Linked DNA regions of Homo sapiens: region 2 is linked to region 1. Evidence: chromatin contacts called from ENCODE Hi-C or POLR2A ChIA-PET data. All regions are on one chromosome and are shown on one strand. The core of a region is the stretch at or near the end of the contact, and the rest is flanking DNA. Distances in the headings are between cores, read along the strand shown.

Region 1 (4,375 bases), core at 1,305-3,804:
ATCATCTTCAGGGACCCCACCAGGCAGGAGTCAGAAAACACCCTCCTGAGAAGTGGGCTCTGACTGATACCTTCCTCATACTCAAGTATGCTTTTAAGGCCGGAATCCCCACAGAAAGAACGCAGACTAAGACCAGAGAAGCCCCAGCCTCTTGCAAGCACCAGCCAGGCAGATCCCTGCAGCACTCTCAGGAAGGACACATGGTGAATGTGTGAAGAGGCACACACGGGCATACAAGGAACACATCAGGCCCAGAGGCCTGCCCTCCCTGCCCAGCCAAAGCCAGGAAGCCAGCTGCAGCTCCCGGGTTCTGCAGGGCAACTCAAGACGCCTCCAGGGGTAGCTGCAATGTTCTCATCTGGAGAGTCATGGAATCGAAAGAATAAGTTTGCTCCCTCTACCAGATCCACCCCACCCATGCCCTACTCCGACCTCAGTGTGAGGTCTCCTGTGACGCCCTCACTGCTTCACAGGTACAAAAAGATGGCCACCTCCACCCACCTCTGGGACCCCACACTCCAGGGTATTCAACACACAGGAGTGTGACAAGTGACTTACACCTGGCCTCTGTTCCACATCAGGCACTCCTAAAAGGAGGGGCTTGTTCTTGTCACTTGGATTCCCTAGGGATGGGCAGGGGGCAAGCACCCACAGGCACTTTCTCAGTTGCTGCTGGCCAGTTGGCAGGCTATGTGAAAAGGCTGGCAAGGAAAAAGGAGTCGGGGACGTCAGTCACCTCTATCACCCAGGCAGGAGATGCTGGGCCTGGAACCAGAGGCACCCCAAAGAAGCCAGGCATAATATGGCCTCACCTGAGCCCGGTGACCTCATCTGCAAAACTGGGACTCAAGAATCAGAAAACGGTGACCTTCTACCTCTCTACACGTACATATATGTTTTCTAAAGAAGTTAATCACAAGAATCCACAAACCCATTGGTTCTGACCTCCAAGAGCCTATATGATACCCTCCTCCACAGGTAGCCCTTTTCCTGGCTTCTGTTCTTACCAAGGCCACCCCACAACTAGTCATCCCGCTGCCCAGAGAGCAGCCAAAAGCAGTGAGCAACTAGCTCTACATGGGGAGACCAGAGAAGCATCACTGAATCTGTCCAGGTTGAGCACCGGTCAGGGCCTTGGCCACCAGGCAGGCACTAGGGAGGAGGCAGACATTCCACATAGATGACACAAGCGCAGAGCCAAGAGGTGCGGTGTATCTGGGCTGGGAGCCTGGCTAGGGCACAGGAGAGGGCCACACACCCCGTGCTCCCACACCCAGGTCATCAGAGAAGATGGCCCTGGCACTTCTGCCTTCATGGGACCTTTCCTCCATTAAGAAATATTAAGAGTCATGCTTTTTCACTGTATTAGTATAAAGATGACTGTATTAATATACATACGAAAACATTTTATTTGACCTAAAAGTTCATTTTTTTTCTGCTGACTTTAAAAAAAAATAAAATAACATTCGAAGGCTACTAAAAGTACCGTGGGCAAGTGATACCAGGATTCCTGTGCCTGATGGATACATCGGCCCTGCATTTAGGGAGTTTGATTTTTTGGTGCAGTTCAAGGGGAGGTACACCGAAATAGGTAGAAAAGGGTCTCCTGGTTGCCACGGTTCTGATTCCCCACCACAGACTTAAGAACACACTAGCTCCGAGGGGAGTTCCAAAGCACGGACTCATTCATCACATACACGCAGCACGGCTAAGGGCCCCGCACAGTGGCGAGGTCTCTGCTCCCGGGACGCTCGCGCCGGCCACACAACGCTAGGCTGACTCCTGGTGCCTCCTCTAGGCCCGGTGGGACCTGAGGACTTCCTTAGCGCAACGTCTCACTGAATGACAGCCACAACCACCGCTGTCCAGGCGAGGAGTTTCCAGGACTGAGAGGCTGGCACTAGGCCACTGCTGGGAGGACGTCTGTGAAACCAGGTGCCCCTGAGAGCCACTGTCCCCAGCCCGACTCCGACGCTGGACTGGCGAGAGGGTGCGCCCGTGGCGTAGCTCCTGGCCGCCGCCGCTCCCGGGAAGGGCCCAGAGGCAACATCCTGGACAGCAGAGCTGCACGAAGTCCGAGGCGCCGCGAGCCCAGGTAAGCTCCAGCAGGCGTCCGCAGAGAGTGCCAGGCGGCCCGCGAGCCAGGCCCCGCCCGCCCCTGCCCCAGGCGCGGCCCCTGCAGGAGGGCGCCGCGGGTGAAAGGAGGTCCCGGGGCGACCCCGGCCCCGCTCGCCGCCCAGCCCCCACACCGCCCCCATCGCGCGGCGCACCTGGCCGCAGCGGCTCGGTGACAGTGAGCACGAGCAGGAAGAGCAGCAGGAAGGCGCCGCTGTCTGCCTTGGGCACCATTTATCCTCCGTTCATCGTCCCCGGGGCGGCTGGAAGGCCGGACCAGGCCGGACTGAGGGTCAGGGGACCGTGCCAAGCGGAGGGTCAGGCGGAGCTGAACCTGGGCGAGGCGCGGAGAGGCGGCGGGAAAGAGCTTCGGCTGGGCCGCGGGCTGGCGCACACTCTCGGCTGCAACCTCAGGCACCGACTCCAGCTGCGCGCAAGATGGCGGCCGTCCTGCTCGGCTCCGCGCCGCGCCGCCCCGCCCCGCCTCCCGCCCGCGACGCAGGCGCGGGCCAATGACCGTCAAGATGGGGGGCGGGGCCAGAGCCAAAGCCCTCCGAAGAGGGTGAGGCCTAAGGTCGCGACGGCGGAGGGCGGGGACCTAAGGGCGGGGACTGAGGGGCGGGCTCTAAGGGAAGGGCGGGACCATACGGAGTGAGGCGTGCCATTGGTTAAGCAGAGAGGCAGGGCCGGGGCCGGGGCCTGAGCGGCGGGGCCACCGAAGGGAGTAGGGTCTCTGGACGCCGGTTAGGGACGGCGGGCGCGGGACGGCAAGGATGGACATCGAAAGGCGCGGGGCATGGGGCGGGGCGCCGAGGGGTCGCGCGGGTGGGGAGCGGAGAGAACGAAGTGGGAACCTGGCTGGGACTCCAAGGGTCTTCACACCTGCAAGCTCAGGTCCCGTGAGCAGCCCAAAAGTGCGCCCCAAAGGGGTCTTTTTAAGGCCGAACCGCTGTGGAGGAGGGAGGGCCTGCCGGTTCTGAGGGTGGGGAAAGAGGAACAGGAATGGCCTAAGAGAGTGTCAGGCAAAGAGAGACCGGGAAGGCCAGGTCCTGGAGACTGCAGCGAAGCCGGCTCCCTGGAGGACCTGCCTACACAATGGCTAGGGGAAGGCCACATGTGCAGGAAAGAAAGCTAGGCAGAGAGGAGGCTCAGCGCCCCTGCGAACAGTGCTCCAAGTGCCACTTCTCCCGTCATCACCAACAGGGTGAACCTTGGAGGGCAGTGTCGGCGAAGAGTCCAACTCTGTAAAATATTTGAAGACATTTCTTCTGAGCCAATATGTGACCAATAGCCTGGGACACAGCCCCAGGAGATCCTGACAAGTGCCCAAGGGGGTAGGGCCACAGCTTGGTTTTATACATTTTAGGGAGACAAGACATCAATCAGCACATGTAAGATATACATTGGTTCAGTCGGAAAAGGCGGGACAACTTGAAAGTGGGGGGTGGAGGGGGGCTTCTAGGTCATGCGGATTGGCAGTTGGTTCAAAGAGTTTATCTAAAGACCTGGAATCAATAAAAGGGACTGTCTACATTAAGGGGTTGTGGAGACCAAGTTTCTTAGGCAAATGAAGCCTCCAGGTATCAGGCTTCACAGAGAAAAGACTGTTAATGTTTCTTATTAAAAAGTGCCAGACTCTGCCGGGTGTGGTGGCTCACGCCTGTCATCCCAGCACTTTGGGAGGCCAAGGCGGGCGGATCACCTGAGGTCAGGAGTTCAAGATCAGCCTGGCCAACATGGTGAAACCACATCTCTACTAAAAATACAAAAGTTACCCAGGCGTGGTGGCACACGCCTGTAATCCCAGCTACTCAGGAGGCTGATGGCAGGAGAATCGCTTGAACCGGGGAGGCAGAGGTTGCAGTGAGCCAAGATCATGCCACTGCACTCCAGCCTGGGCAACAGAGTAAGACTCTGTCTCAAAAAAAAAAAAAAAAAAAAGGAAAAAAAAAAGGAAAAATAAATAAAAGGTGCCAGACTCTAGTTAATTCTCTCAGGAGAAAAGACCTTGAAAGGGATAGGGATTCTCTACAGAATGTAGATTTTCCCCACAAAAAACAGCTTTGCAGAGCGACTTCAAAATATGTGAAAGAAACCTGTTTTGCAGTAAAATATGTGTTTCCTTCCGGGCCTGCTGTCATGCTGGTATCTTACTGCCACAGAGTCTGTTGTCAGTCTTCAAGTCTCTGTGTCGATGTTACACTGCTTAGCTGTGCCTGAAACCTGAAGGGAGGAGGGATAATGAGGCCTGACTCCCACT
Region 2 (3,959 bases), core at 43-2,542, 730 kb after region 1:
CTGCTGGCCATCCCCCCTCAGGGTGAGTTCCTCCAGGTACCTCCCAGGGTGGCCTGCAGCACTAGAACCTGCCAGGGCCACTGGCCCTACCTCCACCACCCAAACACTCTGGAATCCCTCAGGTCTGACCCCCCTCTGGGGGGGGGGTCTTCACCTGAAAGCCCAGCCCATGACCCTGGCTTCCCACCTTACTGCAGGATTATACTAAGGCCTGGACGTGAGTCGAGTCCAGTCCAGTCCCTCACTGAGCTCTAAAAAAGCAGTGACCCCGATCCAGGGCCCAGCTCCCACCACCAGCCAAGGTTAGGTATCCAGGTTGCCCACAATGACCACACCCCATGCCCGGGAGCCACAGTGTGCTACCCAGATCTCTGCCTTCCCTTCTTCCCAGTCCCCTACCCTGCCCACTCACCTGCGCACCTGTGTCCCCTGCAGTCTGGGAGAAGGCTTCCCTGCACCAGCCAGCCAGGCCTGCTTTGGGCCTGAGCCTTCCTAACCCTGGGCCGCACTCTCACCATTTTGAGAACCTTAGCCCTCCCACGCCTATCAGTCTGTTGGTCCCCCTACTTTTCTCCCCACACTGCCTGGCATAGAAGACTTTCGGCCCTTCTAGACTGGACAGCACTATCCTAAAGGGGCAGGTACCACGGCGCATGTGTGTTTGCCCCCACAAGGCCAAAGGCAGCACCTGGAACGCTGGAGCCGTTCTCTGCTCTGGGGAGACCCAGGAGCCCCAAGAACAAAACCTGCCCAAAGCCTTAAAGCAAGCTGAGTGCAGACGACTGCACCGCCCGCCCCCCAGCAACCGCCATGCAGGAAATACGAGCTCACAAGGCCCACGGCAACAAGAAGCCCACCCACCTGAGGCTACGCGAATCGCCCGCGAAGAGGGTCCTGGGATCCGTAGCCACAGACCGTGGGACGGGCCTCCCTCTGAGGGCGAGAGTCCAGGCGCCACCTAGAAAGTGGAGAACGAGATCGGCCGCCGTGAGGCCAGGCAAGGAGCGGGCGCGGCTTCCCGAGACTGCGAGAACGGCCCAAATGTCTCCAGGTGCCCCCACAAACCCCCGGCGCGGACCGAGAAACTGAGGCCCGCAGACCGAAGGCACTGCGACCCAGGCTGGGGCTCCGAGTGCCCCTCTGCGGATCAGAAGTCGGGAAAAGACGCAGGGGCGCAGCTCCAGGCCCGCGTGCACGGAGTTCAAGCCGGCCGCCCGGGCTCCCGCCTCCACACTGACCCTCTTGCCGGAGTCGGGAACGCCTGCTCCTAGGAGCGCCGCGCAGCGTCCAGAGACCGATTACATCGCGCAGCCACGCCCCCAGCGTGCGCGCGGCCGCCGTGTACGACCCGGCGCATGCTCCCGGCACGCTCCACGCGCTCCTCCCATCCAGGCCGCGCCTGCGCTGTATGCCGTGTGGCCGCTACCTCGCAGGCTCTCCCGGTCCCTGCTGGCGCGGCAGTGCCGCGCGGTGGGTGATGGGAGAGCGCGCCCATTCCCACGCCGCGCCAAGTGCCACGGGATCAGGTGGGGCCGCGTGTACAGGCGCGAGACGGTCGGGCCAAAGCTGCCCCTCATGATCCCCAGCGGACGGTGCCCGGCGGTCCCTCAGATCCGGGAAATCTGCACCCGGCTGTGGCGTAGACCGAGGGGCCGATGCTGCTTCAGCCCGCCGTTACTGCCCTGGCGTCAGCCAGACACTGGGGTGCTGCTGGGCGTCGAGAGGGCTGCTGCGGGGCCGGGCTAAGCCTGGGGGGCTGCAGGTGTCGGGGTGGATGTGGGCATAGCGGGGCTGCTGGGCCTCGTGAGCGCCCTGGAACGGCGTGCCCGCGGAGTGCCTCTCATCACTCATTGCCAGTGCGGGGAACCTTGTTAGGGCCCGGTTCGACGTAGCTGCAGGCTGGGCGCCAGAGGCAGGGGGCAGGCAGTCCGAGAGGACCCTCTACCTGCATACCTGGGGGCTGCAGGCAGGGCCTCTGGGCCTCCTTGTTGTGGATATAATTGTGTGCTTCCCGACTCAGGCCGAGGCTGGACCCGGAGACGACAGCGAGGGCAGGCTACCAAGCCCTCCCCACAGGGCCGTGCCCAGCCCAAGCCTGCCGAGTCAGCACCCAGATCCTGGGACAAGATAGGTGAGGATGAAGTGGTGGTGCTCTTCTCACTTGCACAAGCCGTCCCACGCCACCTCTCCTCGGCTTCACGGTGCCTAGAGAAGAGGTGGGAGAGGGTGCAGGCGCCCCAGCTCAGGATCTGATGCCTGTGGGCCAAGGACCTGGATGCAAGCCAGGAGTCCTTGGGGCCACGGGCAGGCAGCCGGATTCACCGGAAAGTGACGCTTCTCAAGGGGAACACACACGTAACACACCAGCTCCCTTTCTGCCCTGGTCCAGTGACTCCTTTCATGAAAGCTCTCTGAAATGTTATCTGCATTTACACCCAAACTCACTCACTTTGATCCCTGAAACGCGAATCAAAGGTCACATTGTACCTTCCCTGGGTCTGTGGGGCTTTCAGCAGCCTGGGCCAAAAATAATAAAAGTGGCACCGAGCCAGGAAACGCCTCCTTGAAGTGGGAATGAAATTTGGATTTTTTTCGGTTGTATCTTTCCTAATTGACCTGATAATTTAAACTTCCTCCCTCAAGGGAAAGGTGGGGGTTCCCACAAATTCAGCTTACCTCAGCCTCAAGGCAGCTCAGTCTACAGCTCAGCGCCCATCAGCAGAGTGGGCAGTGGGCCTGTGGAAGAAATGAATCCAACTGAGCCAGAAAAGGCCTTTTTTGGTCCAAATTTTTTTTTTCTTTCAGGCCCTCTCCTGTGTATAACTGTCATGCACCGCATAACAACGTTTTGGTCAACTAGGGACCACATATGTAACTGGTCATCCAGTAAGCTATAGTTATTTTATTATTGAAGAAAGAAAATTTTTAGGCCAGGCGCTGTGGAGGCTCATGCTTGTAATCCCAGCATTTTGGGAGCCCAAGGCGGGCAGCTCATTTGAGGTCAGGAGTTTGAGACCAGCCTGGTCAACATGGTGAAACCCTGTCTCTACCAAAAATACAAAAAATTAGCCGGGCGTGGTGGTATGTGCCTGTAATCCCAGCTACTTGGGAGGCTGAGGCAGGAGAATCGCTTGAACCCAGGAGGCGGAGGTTGCAGTGAGCTGAGATTGTGCTACTGCACTCCAGCCTGGGCAATAGAGTGAGACTCCATCTCAAAAAAAAAGGAAAATGTTTAATATAAGTGTGTTGCAGCCTAAGTGTACAGTGTTTATAAAGTCTAAAGTAGTGTACAATAATGTCTTAGGCCTTCACATTCACTCACCACTCACACCCACAGCAACTTCCAGTCCTGCACCTCTGTTCATGGCAAGTGCCCTAACCAGTTCTATTTTTTATTTTTTGCACTGTACTTTTACTGTACCTTTGCTATGATTAGGTGCACTAATACCACTGTGTCACAATTGCCTACATTGTTCAGTAGAGTCACTGTGCAAGTTTGTAGCCCAGGAGCAACAGGCCTTACCATACAGCCTAGGTGTGTAGTAGGCTCTACCATCTTAGTTTGTGTAAGTTACTCTATGAGGATCCCTCCATGACAAAATCGCCTAGTGACACATTTCTCAGAGTGTATCCCCACAGTTAAGTGACATATGACTGTTTTTTTATTGTGGTAAAATATAGTAACATTTACCATTTTAGCCATTTTTAGGTATACAGTTCAGGAGCATTAAGTACATTCATGCTGTTGTATATCCAGTGATCACTATTTATTTCTAGAACTTTTTCTTCACTCCAGAACATTAACTCCTCTTCCCCTCCCACTCGCAACCCCTGGTAACCATCATTCTATATTCTGTCTCTGTGAATTTAATTACTCTAGGTACCTCATATAAGTGGAATCATACAGTATTTATCATTTTGTGACTGGATTATTTCACTCAACATGTTTTCAAGGTTCA

What was found. Hi-C counts contacts between places; a loop is a spot of excess contacts on that map. ChIA-PET counts read pairs that join two places held with the same protein, here RNA polymerase II (POLR2A). Pooled maps may share reads with other maps.
Region 2: a loop to region 1 is called in a pooled map, with 22 times the contacts of the local background. The contact joins the promoter of GNB1L here to the promoter of DGCR2 in region 1. A Hi-C loop is called at or near these places in 2 of 37 single-sample maps with no recorded cell type and 9 of 50 pooled maps. POLR2A ChIA-PET finds 5 or more read pairs at or near these places in 1 of 52 experiments (activated B cell).

Annotation. Positions count from the first base shown.
Region 1 is chr22:19,119,858-19,124,232 of GRCh38, forward strand. It overlaps DGCR2 (DiGeorge syndrome critical region gene 2), which reads right to left and starts at 2,555. Exons shown (of 10, transcript NM_005137.3): 1 at 2,271-2,555. The coding sequence starts at 2,349. RefSeq lists an enhancer at 1,914-2,415 and silencers at 2,200-2,319, 2,440-2,879.
Region 2 is chr22:19,853,582-19,857,540 of GRCh38, forward strand. It overlaps GNB1L (G protein subunit beta 1 like), which reads right to left and starts at 1,293. Exons shown (of 8, transcript NM_053004.3): 1 at 1,239-1,293; 2 at 862-958. RTL10 (retrotransposon Gag like 10) reads right to left here and starts at 1,293. Exons shown (of 3, transcript NM_024627.6): 1 at 1,079-1,293; 2 at 862-958. LOC124905080 (a long non-coding RNA gene) reads left to right here and starts at 1,391. Exons shown (of 2, transcript XR_007068005.1): 1 at 1,391-2,131. RefSeq lists enhancers at 1-401, 1,824-2,303.